Regions from separate parts of the Homo sapiens genome. Here region 2 is linked to region 1. Evidence: chromatin loops called from intact Hi-C (ENCODE). Cell type or tissue: body of pancreas. All regions are shown on one strand. Links, peaks and the distances in the headings refer to the core of each region. The heading gives the core; the rest is flanking DNA.

Region 1 (8,385 bases), core at 1,466-6,465:
AAGACGCTACTTAGATAGCCGTATCTCTCATTCATTATTATATAGGATGCCAAGAACAGGCAGCAAGATTTCAAGTTCATCATCTTTTTTGAAGGAGAAAAAAATTTGAGAATGATAAGACAGCTCTCACAAGCTTTCCACACTTTCTGTTGTAGCAAAATTCAGGTCAGCATCCTGGCAAGCCAGTGATGGTCAGTTGTACTCTTGCAAGACAGCCGTGTATTTGGGCTGCAGTGGGGAGGTGGGAGTGACTTTCCTGTGGTACTTGTGGCATGTCACATGGAGGAAGTGCATCGTACCCTCCAAGTTTACAAAGTCTTTGATAACATGAGTTGGCTTCCACATGGCCAGTTATTGCCCTCACTAAAGAAGCTCTGTAGGATCCCAGGAAGATCCTGCCAGTTATTTGCTGGTATTGCCCACAGCCAGCACATACCACCAATAGTTTGAGGCTGGTTTGAGTATTTATTTGTTCCAGAGCACGTAAAGAAACCTAAGTTTCCAGGTCTTAAGGGAGGCACTTCCAACTTTACAGTCCACAGACCATCTTCTCTTAAAGTCATCTATGAATTTTCATATGGTGACCGTTGACCCAGCCTCATTGAAACAGCCTTCAAAGGATTTTGGCTTGTCTTTCAATCCCAGCACTTTGGGAGGCCGAGGCGGGCGGATCACGAGGTCAGGAGATGGAGACCATCTTGGCCAACATGGTGAAACCCCATCTCTATTAAAATACAAAAAGTTAGCCAGGCGTGGTGACGCATGCCTGTAATCCCAGCTACTTGGGGAATCGCTTGAACCTGGGAGGCGGAGGTTGCAGTGAGCTGAGATCGCACCACTGCACTCCAGCCTGGCGACAGAGCAAGACTCCGTCTCAAAAAAATAAAAATAAAAAAAATAAAGTGTGAAAAGTCAAAACATTGACCAAGACAAAATGCGAACCCATGCAAGGAAATCCAATTGGGAGCCAAAGAATTTCACCACTGAAACACAATTAAAAATCACCACAGAATTTCAATTCTCAAATAGGAGTAATGCTCTAAAAATATAAAAGCGATGGAAAAATAGAGAAAAAAATCAGAATATCCTGATGAGGCTGGCAGGTGGAATATGGTGTCCATATGCCTCCTGGTTTTAGACCAAACTAAATAAAAATCCACAGACCAGTGCCGCAAATATCACCGCCAACTTTTTGAGCCAGTTCACGAGCCTATTAGACTGCTTCACATTAAAGGATATGCTAGATTCACCAACATGCCCTGGAGTGCAGCCAGCCCACCAGGACTGAAGGGATGTCTTCTGGGCTGGCCAAATGTTAAGAAGGAATGTCAACAGGATGCTCTTAAAGTTGCCCTGTGGTGAGCTGCAGTGGGACAACTTGAAGGAGCAGGCCAAAGGACCCATGTTAAGACTTACTCAAATGTTGCTTTTTGTGATGACTTCTAGCAGTAACAGCTTTACAGAGACAGCAACAGACCTTGCTGGCCAGCAGCAGGGAGAAACAGAGCAGATCCTTCTGACCAGAGGCATTTGAGGACTGGCCCCGCAAGGGAGCCCATCTGGAAAGAGCAACCAGCCCTGTGAACAAAGATTGGAACCATAAGCCACAGGTCAGTCCTTGACTTTCGTACAACCCAGATGCAACCACCAATTGTTCATCAGTGGATTGTGGCAGTTTGGAACTCAGGTTATAGAATCAGATGGCCTGGGTTCAAATCTTGACTCTATTGTTTAGTAGTCAGATGACCACAAGAGAGTTTCTCAACTTTCCTAAGCTCATTTCTTCACCTATAAAATTATAATAATCATACCTACCTTATAGAGGAGTCTATGAATATGTATGCTACTTGTTAGAACAGCGCCTGGCACATAGTAGCTGCTCAATAAATGTTTGCTAGATTGTTATCAGTCTTTATGGCTCCTCACAGAGAAATGGAGGTCATATTATAGTTTGCCATCGACAGGTCTGTGTTCATATTTCTGCCATTTACTATCAAACACTGAGGGCAAATTATTAAGAATTTTACAGGTCAGTTTCTTCCTCTGGCAAATACAAATAATAATAATACCTTGTGGCTTTTACAAAGATTAATTAGATAATAGGCACTAAACACAAGTGACAGGGTGTGGTATGCTATTGGGGCTCAGTATATGGTAATTATTATTATTTGGTCCTGATGGCCGAAGGTCTGGAAGTTTCTGCTGTGACAGCAGTGTTCCATATCTGTACTGTGTAATGTTGTAGCCATTAGCCACTTCTGGCTCCTGAATACTTGAAAGGTGGTTAGTACAACTATGGAACTAAATGTTTAATTTTAACTTAATTTTAACTTAAATATGCACACATGGCTTGTAGCTCATTCATTGAACAGCATAAGCTAGGTTGCTCAGGCCTTATCCTGTCCTCTCCATATTCTTTCCATGCACATGTCATGTACATCTCATTGACCTCTAGTGTCTATACCAGGGGTTTGGAAAAGAGCAGAGGGTGTAAATGTAGATTTTGGCAGGTTCATAAGTCTTGTGGCATAATCAAAAGAAGAAAAGTTGGTGAGTCTAGGGAGACCATTCCCTTCCCAGCTCTGTGTAATGTCCTTGGGCAGGTCATTTAGCCTCATCTTCAGAAGGGAGGTTTGATACTGACATGATTTCAAAGTTCCCACTTATCATATCACTATGGGGAGTGGATAAGAAATACTACACAAGAAATACTACACAAACTTAGACTTAGATTGTTTTTCAGGTTCTATGAGTTGCATTTAGCTATGTTCAATGTCTCCCAGATTTAAAGATGAGTGATGTAAGTGTTGGTATACAAACTAATATAAATGAATAGGCACAGATAAAAAAGAAATTGAGGCCAAGCAGAAATTAACCTCAGAGCAAAGAAAAAGGATATTGATGAAAAAGCACGTGTGTTCTGTCGGAGCCGAGTGCTCCTGCCATATCTTTTTGCAGCGATGTGGCCTTGTGACAGTGTGGACCAGCGCAGAGAGTGCTGGGGAACACTTGACTAGTGAAGACTTTGGATACATAAACCCATAACATGATGTGTGGTCTCCAGCTGAGTACAAAACCTAAAGGAAATTCTGCAAAACAGATCTCAAATCCACACTGAGTAGAAAGAGCACAGGACAAGGAACCTGGAGGCCAAGATTCCATTCCTGGATCTCTGACCAACCAACTGGGTGACCCACCCTTCATCTGCTAACTTCTTGGAGCCACAGTTTAATCATCTACACAGTGAGTTGGTTGGACCCTACTCCTGCCAGCTTGAAAAATCTGTGATTATGCTTAGAACCCTAGAAATTTCAAAGATGCTTTTCTATGCCAGGAACCTAAAGTGTGAGAAATTACAGGAGCTAAACCTGGTAACAATTCCCACACACAAACACACACACGTGCACACATCTTCTGTTAATCCTGCTGAAGAGTGAGGCCATGCCCTATCTAATATGACCCTGCAGTCCCTATCTGAAGCAACATATGGACCATAGGTGGTGGTACCCGCTTGGTTATAAGCATAATTGTGATGATTAGCCTTGATGGTACCCAAGGAGTATTTTTAGATTATTTAAAGAGACAGAGCAAAGCAATTCTTTGCATTATCAGGTTGTTATTGGTGGTGGTGGTGATATGTGTGTGTCTGTGTTAAGGCAAAATGGGAAAGCTCACCACCTGCTTCTGTGAATGTTGAAATATAATAAACACTGTTCTCACTGGGGATGTGCTGGTTCATAGCAGGAAAAAACAGCCGTGATTTTCAGAAAAGGAAAACCAGTGGCTAATGAAAACCATCCAGATAATTGAGTTTATTAATCTATTTGGCTTTAAGTCATCTTTCTCCACCATTTCCTAGTCTCTAAGTTCACAAGCTGTTTTGAAGCTCAGCTCCCTCCCTAATTCTCCCAAGGCAGCTGTGCGATAAATAACACTCCTTGCCCTCTCCTCAAACAACAGAAAGTGTTGGTTTTGGAGAACACCTGGGGAGTGAGTCCCCAGACATGCACACACCATTTTCAGACCGGGAAGTCCCTTTGAGGCGGTACTCACTGGACCCTGAACCCCAATCATCTCAGGAAGGAAATTAAGAAACTGCAGTGTTAGCTGAGTCCTTTGCCCATGTTCATTCTGTGCTGCTTCTCGGCCTTGCTGCCCCTCCAGCACCCAGACTGGCTACACTCTACACAAGAGCAGTCTCCGCTGCAGCTTTTACTTCCTGGTGACAGCCTGGCTGCCCTAGTAGGCGGGGATTTTCTCTTTTGTTGGAGCCCTTACAACTAAATTTATGACTCTTTTATTAGTTTGGCAGGTGCTTTAAGTGAGAGAGGAAAGAAGTGGCATAGCTTGCAATGTAGTTTCCGTTTGGAAAACGAGGAAATAGAAGTATTTATCCACAGTCATTTTCTGCTAAAAGCTTGCAAAGTTTTCAGGTATCATTAAGAAGGGGCCTTCTCACTGCTTCAAGCCTAGGTTTCTGGAACATGAAGGCTAGAGGGAGTCTGTAAGATCATGAAAACTTCTGCTGGTAGGAAAGGGGCCTAGACAGAGAAGTTAAATAACATGCCCAAGATCCTGCATTGCACAGCGAGCGAGAGCTCCAACACTAATGCCTGGATCAGCTCATTTCCCTGCATCTCACCACAACCGCGCCCCACTTCCTCTTTATCTCAATTTCTCTCTCTTTTCCTCCCTCCTCTGTATCACCTTCAAAAGGAACCTTTTTTGGTGGGCCTAGGAAGAAACAGTAAATCTATGGAAGAGACAAAGAAGGTTGCCAGCCTTTTTGCTTGCCTGCCTTCCTCCCTCCACTCCTTCCTTCCTGCCCTTCCCTTCTTCCCCATTCTTCCTTTCTTGATATTCGCTGTTCTGTCCTTGCCCAGGAAATAAAACTGCATTTTAAAGAAAAGTGCTTGTGCATGTGTGTATATGTGAGTGTGTGTGTGCATGTGTGTGAAGTGTGTGTGTGTGTGTGTGGAGTACATGTGTGTAGTGTGTGTAGTGTGTGTGTGTGTGTGTGTGTGTGTGTGTAACCATGACTATCTTTCCGGAATAAGCCAAAAAAAATGTAAATGGCCTTCCAAGCAAGTGGAACATATAAAATGATAGCTTTGTTTGCCTGTTCCTTGAAAACCTTAAAAATCAGTGTGTGGACAAATGATTCACACACCACAGACCCTGGGTTGCTGCCCTTCCTTTTGTTTTTCGAGATCATCCCATTTCCTTTGGGCTTCTCCCGGCTCTCCTCCAATCCACTCCTACCCTTGCCAAGTTGTCTTTTCCATTATTAGACATCCTAATAAACACTCCTAATAAATGCAGACCCTATAAACCAATCCAGGATGCTGCTTTTGGCTCCTCTGCCACCTTTAGGAAAGACTGATACCTGCATTAACTTTGTCATCTGTCCTGGAGAAACCCAGCTGAGATCTCTAACATATTCTGCTGCAAGCTGCAATATAATGGACATATTTAGTGTACATTCTGTTGTTAAATGGAATCTGCATTTCTAAGTGAACTAAAAATGCTTAATTATTAATAAACTCCCCAGGGATTGGTGACATTTGGAATGATTTTATCATGCTGTAGATATTTAACAACACAATATGTATGGTGGTATCTAATTCAACCTCTTTTGTTTAAAAGAACCTTCCTCCCAAAGTCATTTGGACTCATACACTATGTAGATTAGTCTCTGAGCATCCAGACCCAGGTAGAGGTAGAGGGAAGTCACTGAAAAATGGGATGGAGTTGAAGCTAGGGCAACAGTGCAGGGAGGGGTGGAAAGAGGCACCGAGGAGCCACATCCTGGGAGCTGGAATTGGTTTGGGGTGGGCTACAACAGGAGCTTTCATTGAGGCGGAGGCAATGGTGGCAATAAAAAGTTAATGGAAAGATCACAGGACTAGGAATTAGGGTGCCAGGCTTCTAGTTCTGCACCAATTTGCAGCCTGACTCTGAGCAAATTACCTCTCAGAGACAGAGTTTTCTTCTATATATGAAAGGCATAATTGCACCTTCCTTAGCTACCTTATAGAATTGTACCTTCCTTAGCTACCTTATAGAATTGTGAGCAAGGTATATAAAAGTATACCTTGGCTCCAAAAACTCAAGCATTTCATAACAAACATATTCAAAGGGGGAAAAAGGAAATGGTATTCACTAAGCACTGTCTACGTGCCAGGGGTTGCTTCCAATACTTTTACAAACATGAAGTCAATTAGCCTTTGCAAAAAATCTGAGACAAACCTGACTGCTCCCATTTGCAGAGTAGGAGATTGAGGTTCAGGGCCTTTGCCGAAGGTCACAAAGCTAGTGGCTGAGTCGGGCTGAAAGCCTAAAGGGAACAGGTACATATTTGAGCCGACAATATGTGAAGGAAAATGGGTCACAACTTTAATTTTTAAATAGGAATGTTCCATCAACCTAAGCATTTGGTTGACTTATACATGGTGATACGCATGATCACAACATATGAACATTAACATGAAATTTTAATTATTTTGCCATCCATCTAATTCTTGGCACAGTTCTGATATTAAGGAAGGAAAATCTCTTAGTGTCAAAAATAGATTTTTAAATAAAGTAAATGTGGCTCGGTGCGGTGGCTCACGCCTGTAATCCCAGCACTTTGGGAGGCTGAAGCAGGTGGATCACAAGGTCAGGAGTTTGAGAACAGCCTGGCCAACATAGTGAAACCCCGTCTCTACTAAAAATACAAACATTAGCTGGGTGTGGTGGCACATGCCTGTAGTGCCAGCTACTTGGGAGGCCGAGGCAGGAGAATCGCTTGAACCTGAACCCGGGAGGTAGAAGTTGCAGTGAGCCGAGATCATGCCATTGCACTCCAGCCTGGGGAGCAGACTGAGACTCCGTCTCAAAAAATATATATATAAAAATAAAGTAAATGTTTAGGAAGTCCTGCCATTAGGTTTATAGGATCTTGATCTGTTAGTAGTGGATTGACTGATGATATTGAATTTAACACTCATTACTTCCTCATTTCTGGAATTTCACTGTGAGTCTGGGTTTGGATGGCGTTTTAGACTCCAGTAGTAACAATTATTTCTCCTTCCTCCATTCCTGTTCAGCACCCTGTGTTCTCCCCAGGATGGTGGAGAGCTCATTTGCATACAAATGCTCAGCACGTTGTGGGTCCTGGTTGGCAGCATTCAGCCTGGAGATAAAGTTATTAATGGCTGTTTATAAGAAAGACAAATTGGAGCAGGGTTTGGAGCAAGAGACCAGAAGCCAGTCCATCACCTGCTCCCTCGGTGACCTCGCGTCACCTCTTCATGCTTCAGTTTCTCCATCTGTTGGTGGAAAGAATGATACATGATACCTTGCTCTCAGACTGTCAGGAACATCTTTGGAAAGCACTAGGAGATGCTGGAAGAGGCCCGAAAACCTTCATAGTTGCGTTTATGTGGTAAAATAAAACTTCATCTGATGGTTTATAAATTACAGAAAATATGATTTTTTTCTCTCAAAATAAGAAGATGAAAAAGTACTTATATTTCTTCATTCATTGGTCGACAGTATTTCATTAAATCCACTTCCATGGCTGGACCTAATGATTCATTTAAATATAAACAGATAACCTGTAGAAGGTGCACAAGTAGATGCTATTATTACCAATAGTTAACTTTACTACTGCAAAATGCATTTCTACACTACTTTTAACGTTTTTAGCATGCTTCCTCTCTCCCCCTCACTCCACAGTCACAGACACACACGCTTCCCCATGGTAGAATGGCAGAGAAATGGTATAATCTCCTCTATTTTACAAATGAGAAAACCTAAACTAGAAGAAGTCAGTAAACTGCCAACTCCATGCAGGTAATTACAGACAGAGTTAGAATAATCTAAGCCTTGAAACCCAGCGCTTATCCTTCCCAACTTCATTTTTTATAACCCTGAAGACTGGCTTTTTTTTCTCTTTCTGTTTTTGTACATCTTTTTTTTTTTCCCCTCCACTTACTGATCTCACAGGGCTACAGGTGCCTTCTCCATATTCCTTCTCTAGGAAGGCTTCTAAAGCAACTCTCATCTCTGAGGTTCTCAAGTAAAGTTTGCAGGAAAGTGAGAACTCAGGCATGACTGTTTGCTTGTTAAGCTTGCTCCTCCTTGTAAGCCCGAAGAAAAACCTGCCGAAAATCATATTACTGCGTCACTGGGCCCTCCAGACTGCTCTAAGTGGAGGATCCAGTCATGCTGCACAAGTCATCTGCAGGCTGAAATAGCTGCGTCGTGATGCTATTACGGACATGAGCTTGTATGAGCTTCTAAAGTGTAGCCAGGCTTAAGAATCAGAAGAGAAAGCATGGGTTGAACACCAAAAGAGCACCTTAAACTGATACTTTTTTCCTGTCGGAAATTAAATTG
Region 2 (8,385 bases), core at 1,453-6,452, 79 kb after region 1:
GAATTCCCTCTTACTCAGAAGAGGGTCAGCCTTTCTGTTCTTATCAGGCTGTCAACTGACTGGATGAGGCTCACTCATACTGGGGAGGGCAACCAGCTTTACTCATTCTGTGAATTAAAATGTTCATCTCATCCAAAGACACCCTCACAGAAACACCCATAATGTTTGACCAAATATCTGGGCCCTCCGTGGCCCAGTCACATCGACGCATAAAATTAAGCATCACAGAAAAGGAACAATTTTGGAGAGGAAATTGAAAGTTTTGCTTTGGTCATGTTAATTTGGTTCCATTTATTAGACCTCAAAGGAGACTTGTGGCTAAGCAATTGGGTGTAGAGATCAGTGTCCTGGAGATACGGTATTTTTCTTTTCCCTTGGACATTCCGTATCTAATCCTGATGTGAAATTCCTTATGTTAACATTGACTTTAACTGACTCTGCTTTAGTTCTTAAGATTAAATTGTTAATTTAATGACACTTATTTAGCTATATCACATAACTTATTCCTTAAGACATTGTGACTTCTCACTTTTCTGAATCTTCACTTTTGTTATTTCCTCTTTCTGGATGCCCTCTTCTCATCTGTGCCCCCTGCAAAATACCTATTTAAGATTCATGAGATGGCACCACACCCTCCTTGAATCTTTTCCTAAATAATTTAGGCAAATTTCAGACTACAGACATGGCCATTCTTTCGAAACTCTGTAAAGTCTCCCTCCCTTCCTTTCTTCCTTTCTCTCTCTTTTTCTTTCTTCCTAAAAAAGAGAAAATTGGCCTGGCACAGTGGCTCACGCCTGTAATCTCAGCACTTTGGGAGGCTGAGACAGGTGGATCATGAGGTCAGGAGTTCAAGACCAGCCTGGCCAAGATGGTGAAACGCCACCTCTACTAAAAATACAAAACATTAGCTGGGCATGGTGGCAGGCACCCGTAATCCCAGCTACTCAGGAGGTTGAGGCAGAGAATTGCTTGAACCTGGGAGGCAGAGGTTGTAGTGAGCTGAGATCGCGTCACTGCACTCCAGCCTGGGTGACAGAGGGAGACTCCATCTAAAAAAAAAATAAATAAATAAAGAACAGAAAATGTTCAGTTTCTCTCTTTATTACATATACGTATACAATTAAAGCAATACAGAAAAGAATAAGGTAGTAAAAATCCCAGAGTGGTGATGTTTAACTAGCTTTCTGAAGTTTATTAGATTCATACACACAAAGTTACATGATTTCATAAAATGAAAGTATTTTTGTAACTTGTTTTCTAACCTGCTTTTAATTTTTTGTTTAAAAAAAGTATTTATGCCGGGCATGGTGGCTCACGCTGTAATCCCAGCACTTTGGGAGGCCGAGGCGGGCGGATCATGAGGTCAGGAGATCGAGACCATCCTGGCTAACACGGTGAAACCCCGTCTCTACTAAAAATATAAAAAATTAGCATGGCGTGGTGGCGGGCACCTGTAGTCCCAGCTACTCGGGAGGCTGAGGAAGGAGAATGGCGTGAATCCGGGAGGCGGAGCTTGCAGTGAACCGAGATCACGCCACTGCACTCCAGCCTGGGCAACAGAGCAAGACTCCGTCTCAAAAAAAAAAAAAAAGGATTTATTTATTTTTAAATTGACAAAAATTGAATGTATTTATGGTGTACAATCTGATGCTTGAATATATGTATACATTACAGAATGATTCAATCAAGCTAATTAACATATGCATTGCCTCACATGCTTATTATTTTTTTGTGGTGAGAACACTTAAAATCTACTCTTGTAGCAATTTTCAAGTAAGAATACATTGTTATTAACTGTAATCACTGTATTGTCCAAGTGAACGCTTGAGTTCATTTCTTCTAACTGAAATTTTTTATCCTTTGACCAATATCCTCTTTTGTCCCACCCTGCCAGACCCTGTTAATTACATTTTTCTCTCTGTCTCAGTGAGTTTGATTTTTGAGATTCCACATGTCAGTGAGATCATGTGGTATTTGCCTTTCTGTATCTGGCTTATTTCATTTAACATGATGTCTTCCAGGTTGATGAATGATATTCCATTGTGTATATACTGTATACAATATTTTCTTTATTCATCTGTTCATGGACATAAGTTGCTTCCATATCTTGGCTAATGTGAGTAATGCTGCAGTGAACATGGAAATGCAAATATTTCTTTGACAAACTGATTTCATTTCCTTTGGATATATACCTAATGGTGGGATTGCTGGGTCATATGGTAGTTCTATTTTTATTTTTTTGAAGAACCGCCACATTGTTTTCCATAATGATGTACTAATTTACATTCTTACCAATAGCATATAACTTGCTTTTTAATATTAACAATATGCAATGGAGATCTTTTGATGTCAATCAATATAACTGAATATGTCTTAACAGTTGCTTATTTAAATGTTTATATACAATACATTTTATTTATCCAGGCTTCCAATAATGACACTCAGTTATTTTCACTAGTTTTACTATGACAAGTAATACAATGATTCGTGTGCAGCCTTATGTGTGTCTTTTAAATTGTTGCATGTATTTCATTATTTGGATACAATACAATTCATTTAGCCAATCTCTAATATATTATATTATTTGGATATAATACAATTTATTTAGCCAATCCCGAACATATTTCATTATTTGGATATAATACAATTTATTTAAACAATCCCTAATATAGTTCATTATTTGGATATAATACAATTTATTTAACCAACCCCTAAATGATGGCTATCTCAATCACACTGTGTGTGTGCACATGCACGCGTGCGCGCGCGCACACACACACACACACACACACACACACACACACAGAAAGAATAGAAGCAAGGGCCAGGCGCGGTGGCTCATGCCTGTAATCCCAGCACTTTGGGAGGCCAAGGTGGGTGGATCATGAGGTCAGGAGTTTGAGACCATCCTGGCTAACATGGTGAAACCCCATCTCTACTAAAAATACAAAAATCAGCCGGACATAGTGGCAGCGCCTGTAATCGTAGCTACTCGGGAGCCCTGAGGAGGCAGGAGAATAGCTTGAACCCTGGAGGCAAAGTTTGCAGTGAACTGAGATTGCGCCACTTCACTCCAGCCTGGGTGACAGAGCAAGACTTTGTCTCGAAACAAACAAAAAAAAGAAGAAGAATAGAAGGAAGGAAATAAGGAAAATGTAGAAAAATGGAGAATTATTGGCTTATATAATGAAAATTCTATGGCACCTGGCTTTAGGCTCAGCTGGATCCAGGGCAGAAACTGTGCCAAGAGGACTATCTCCATTTCTTGGTTCTGTTTTCTAGTGGGTTGGCTTTATTTTCAAGCAGACTTTTTCCTGTTATATCAAAGCTGGCAACTTTAAGCTTCTATGATCCTTAACTTCTGGATTCCTAGAGGAGGAAATGTCCTTTTTTTTTTTGGTAATTCCAACAAAATTCCCAGAGGGAGCTTTAATTGGACCAGCCTGAGTCACTGTCTTTGAATCAATCACTATGGTAAAGACAGACATGGCCTGGGTGAGCAACATGCCCCTGGGACCAGGGAATGTTCACCTTCCCTAGCCTTCTGCAAATTTCATGGGCTGAGAAGGTAGGTAGGATGGTTTTGAAAAAATATAAATGTGTTCTGTTACCAGAAGATACAGGCATGCTTATCGTGAAGCCAAAACCATCAATACTGAGGATGGATTAACGTAGTTAAACACTAGTGCTTCTGTGGGGAAGTTTTTAATGATTACAAATCTATAACATCTACCTGTAAGAAGGTGTTCATGGTTTGGAACTTCATTTTAACCAACATATGTTACACTGCTTCTCCATTAAGTTGGAGAAGATTCCTGCCCCTTGCCAATCAGACTTGTCTTCTTGCCTTTTTGCAACATCTGTTTGTTACTCATCCAATGGATGGCGAACAGCGTTGGTTCAATGAACTTTCACTGCCCTGGCCAGCTATTACTTCATCCCTGGGCCAGGTCTGTTCCTTAATGGTAGCTGAGGTATTATCGACTTTTTACTTCTTCTATGATGAAGATTCGTTGTTTTATTTAGTTTTGTTTAGTTTTTTTTAAATTATTATTATTTGAGATGGAGTCTCGCTCTGACGCCCAGGCTGGAGTGCAGTAGCAGCACTTCGGCTCACTACAACCTCCGCCTCCCGGGTTCAAGTGATTCTTCTGCCTCAGCCTCCTGAGTAGCTGGGACTACAAGCGTGTGCCACCATACCCGGCTAATTTTTTGTATTTTTAGTAGAGACAGGGTTTCACTGTGTTAGCCAGTATGTTCTCCATCCTTGATCTCCTGACCTCGTGATCCACCTGCCTCGGCCTCCCAAAGTGCTGGGATTAGGCATGAACCACTGTGCCTGGCAGTTTCTTTCTTTCTTTTTTTTTTCTTTTTTTTTTTTTAATTAAAGACAGAAGCTCACTCTGTTATCCAGGCTGAAGTACACTGGGGCAAGATCACAGCTTGCTGAAACCTTGAACTCCTGGGCTCAAGCTATCCTCCCTCCTCAGCCTCCCACGTAGCTGGGACTACAGACGTGAGCTGCCATGCTAGGCCTGAAGATTTTCTTTAAAAATAATTAATAGGAAAGGATGCAGGAGAAATGAAGAACATTCAGCCCAAAGCTGAGATCTTTGTTTTGAATCTCATGGGAACTAATAATACTCTAATTCTAAAATTGTTATATTTCACACTAGATTATTTTCTGGCATCAAAAGCCAGTGGGTAATCAGAAGCCTGACCGGACCAAAATATGTGGATGTCCTGGGTAGGTTAACCATTTGGTGGACCTGACACCACTTTGGCATTAATACAATGGAGAAACTAAGGATAATGGAAGAGCCTAGGTCACTGGTAGTTCTCTTTTCTCCATAGTCTTAAACTTGCATATCCCACTCAGTAAGATAAAAACCCTATATCAGGACACACCCTTCTTAGTAACCACCTACCTTTGCATGGTTCTAGGACCTCTCAAACTCTACCCCACCACTGCACCAGACAGATGATCCTAGTGTTTCTTCTGAACAGGGCGAGCCCTCTCCTGTATCATCCCCCCTTGATCCACCCTCTGCAGTTATAGTAAATTGTTTTTTCCATCTCCTCACACGTGTAGTTGGGCCATCCTTAAACCTTTCCAGCTCAGAGGAATGACAAGAAATTTGAGGGACCTGACGGTGCACAAGTGGATAAGTAAGCTTTGGAGCCACTGTGAACCACAGTTTGGTGACATTGAGAAGAGAAGTGGAAGAAGCAATCGTACGTGTGTGATGGAGAATGGGGGCTGGGCCAGGGAGGGAGAGAGAGTTTGCCAGCAAAAACAAGATGACTCACAGAACTATTTTCAAACTCTTTTTAGCTGTGGAACCCTTTATTCAAAGCATATCTTGCTCCAATTTGAAAAAGAAGGCAGCTAAGTTGAAGAGGAGCCAAGACCCAGCCCACTTCCCCCTTCCCATACAACAGCCCCTGAAACCCCTCGGAGGGAATTCTTAGGGCTCAACACGGCTGAAAAACTGCTGACCTCGACTGTCTACTGGAGTAAAAGTGAAGAATGCAGTTTGTTCAGAGACAAACTGATGTTGCCTAGGCTTTGTTCCAATGTTAGAAAGGGAGGGCACAGCTAAGGAACAGACAATAGAAACCATTAAACAGATAGATACCTCAGGGCGATTTTTCATCAGACAATGAAAGTGATGCTTTGTGTTCCTCAACATTGTATCTTATTTTTACTTTCAAATAACATGTACAGGATGGGAAACCTTAGTGTTAATATTGGGGGTAATTCTCACTAAGCTTAGGTTAATTTTTTGTTTTCAAATTCTGTTTTTTCTAGTTTCGTTTTAACTGTGACAAACCTTTTCCTAGTCTCCCTTAAACTCTGCCCAATCAAGAACTGACTATACTTCCCTCTTGCTAGCCTATTGTATTATGTACATTTCCTTCTCACCACCAGATTGTTAAGCTCCTTTAGGGAGGAAAATGTTTCTTTTCATGTATGTATCCCTCGCACCTACACAGGACTTGTCAATTGTTAATAAATATTTGCTAAATAAATGGCACTAGCAGAGACAGAATAGCTACGAGGCCCCTACAACAACAACCACCCCACAAATGGGAATTCAGACTGTGTGGTGGTAGGTAAGAAAGAGGCTTTGGACCTGATTTGAATGCAAGTTATGTAAACTCTTTAAGCCTTTGTTTTCTCATCAATAAAACGGGAGTAATAACGTGGTGGAGTTACATCTTTCTCAGGCCTATAGCTGTAATTACCTTAAAATCCCTATGCCTTAGCTTGAACTGCTATAACAAAAATACCATAGACTATTAGCTGGGTGTGGTGGTGCGCGCCTGTGGTCCAAGCTACTCAGGAGGCTGAGGTGGGAGGACTGCTTGTGCCCAGGAGGTCTGCAGTGAGCTCTGATTGTGCCACTGCACTCCAGCCTCAGCAACAAAGTGAGACCCTGTATCAAAACCAACCAACCAAACACTATAGACTAGAACGCTTAAATAACAGAAATTTATCCCATACAGTTCTGAAGGCTGGGAAGTCCAAGATCAAGGTGTGAGGCTGATTTGGTTGCTGGTGAAAGCTGTCTTTCTGGTTTGCAAGTGGACAGCTTCTTGCTGTGCCCTCACATGGCAGAAAGTGGGGGTGGGGTGGGGGGGAAGCAACCTCTCTCCTGTCTTTTGTTATAAGGGCACTAATCTCATTATGAGGGCCCCACCCTCATGACCAAATCACCTCTCCCAAGTCCCACATCCAAATACTATCACACTAGGGATTAGGGTTTCAGTGTATAAATTTTGGCGGGGGACACAAACTCAGTCCATAGCACTTTCTATCAACCATGAGGTAAAGTAAATCTAGTATACAGAGTTTGGCACATTCCTCTATAGACTCTTAGCAACTCCAAAATCTATAGCCCTCATCCCACCATTTATTTATTTATTTAGCTATTTATTTATTTGAGACAGGGTCTCACTCTTGTCACCCAGGCTGGAGTGAAGTGGCATGATCACAGCTCACTGCAGTCTCAACCTCCCTGGCTCAAGCAATCCTCCCACCTTGGCCCCACACGTAGCTGGGACAACAAGCCTGCCACCACACCTGGCTAATTAAAAAATATTTTTAGAGATGTGGTCTCACTGTATTGCCCTGTCTGGTCTCAAACTTTTGGGCTCAAGTGATCCTCCCACCTTGGCCTCCCAAAGTGCTGGGATTACAGCCACCACCTCCAGCCTCTCCATTGTTTATTTGAGTATGGATGAAGTAGATGGACCCATTGAATTAAAAATAAACATATGTTTATTGCAGCACTATTTACAATAGCAAAGACTTGGAACCAACCCAAATGCCCATCAATGATAGACTGGATAAAGAAAATGTGGCACGTATACACCATGGAATACTATGCAGCCATAAAAAGAATGAGTTCATGTCCTTTGTAGGGACATGGATGAAGCTGGAAACCATCATTCTCAGCAAACTAACACAGGAACAGAAAACCAAACACCACACATTCTCACTCATAGGTGGGAGTTGAACAATGAGAACACATGGACACAAGGAGGGGAACATCACACACCGCGGCCTGTCGGCGGGTGGGGGGCAAGGGGAAGGAGAACATTAGGACAAGTACCTAATGAATGCGGTGCTTAAAACCTAGATGATGGGTTGATAGGTGCAGCAAACCACCATGGCACATGTGTAACAAACCTGCACGTTCTGCACATGTATCCCAGAACTTAAAATAAAAGAAAAAAAAAGAGAGAAAACACACACACACACACACACACACACACGCACACACACAGTAAAAATAGTTTTAAGGCTTAAAAAAAAATATATATATATATATATACACACTTTTTTCTTTTTCTTTTTTATTTAACAAACCAGAAGGCATAGTTTAATTCATGTGTGTTAAAAGCACATTTGGGCCAGCTCTGGTTTCCATACATCCTAGGGTTGTTGGGAATATCACATTGGTTAATATATGGAAAATGCGTTGGCCAGTAGCCGACACCTGGCTGTGATGTACAACAAATATGAGCCCCTTCCCCACCTGACAGACAGCAGAGTGCAGTTGGGGTGAGGGGATCTAAGAGGCTGGTTCTCCTCCGCCTCTCTTCCACCTCTGCACCTCTCCAAGTCAATTTATAGAATACCCCAAACCCAGAGACACAGCATTTTGAAATATAAATCATATCGCACTATGATTTTCTTATATTGCATTCAAACAGTTTCTATAGGATGGCAGTGCAGTGCTGCTCTCCTCGGGGGCTACTGCCTGGCACTGGCCACACACAAGTCCCTTTCTGATTTTGTAACTTTGGTAAATTGTGTGCTACCATTCCCTCTTTCATTTACGTGTCCCCCACACACAGTTACAGAGCTCTGTCATG

The links. Hi-C counts contacts between places; a loop is a spot of excess contacts. Peaks named below come from ENCODE experiments on the same cell type or tissue, not always from the same donor. Only the 100,000 strongest peaks of a DNase experiment are listed, where the experiment ranks them.
Region 2: a loop joins it to region 1, with 2.1 times the contacts of the local background. A loop is called at or near these places in 106 of 110 quality-filtered maps.

What each region holds. Positions count from the first base shown.
Region 1 is chr4:140,239,328-140,247,712 of GRCh38, reverse strand. It overlaps LOC124900784 (a long non-coding RNA gene), which reads right to left and starts at 8,111. Exons shown (of 2, transcript XR_007058280.1): 1 at 7,982-8,111; 2 at 3,794-7,601. RefSeq lists a silencer at 4,070-4,259. In body of pancreas, for the core only: no CTCF peak of the experiment used is centred there; a DNase peak (open chromatin) is centred at 4,202; H3K27ac peaks cover 2,304 bases.
Region 2 is chr4:140,160,270-140,168,654 of GRCh38, reverse strand. No RefSeq gene overlaps it. Among named protein-coding and RNA genes, the nearest start is that of MAML3, 10 kb to the right of the region's middle. In body of pancreas, for the core only: no CTCF peak of the experiment used is centred there; no DNase peak of the experiment used is centred there.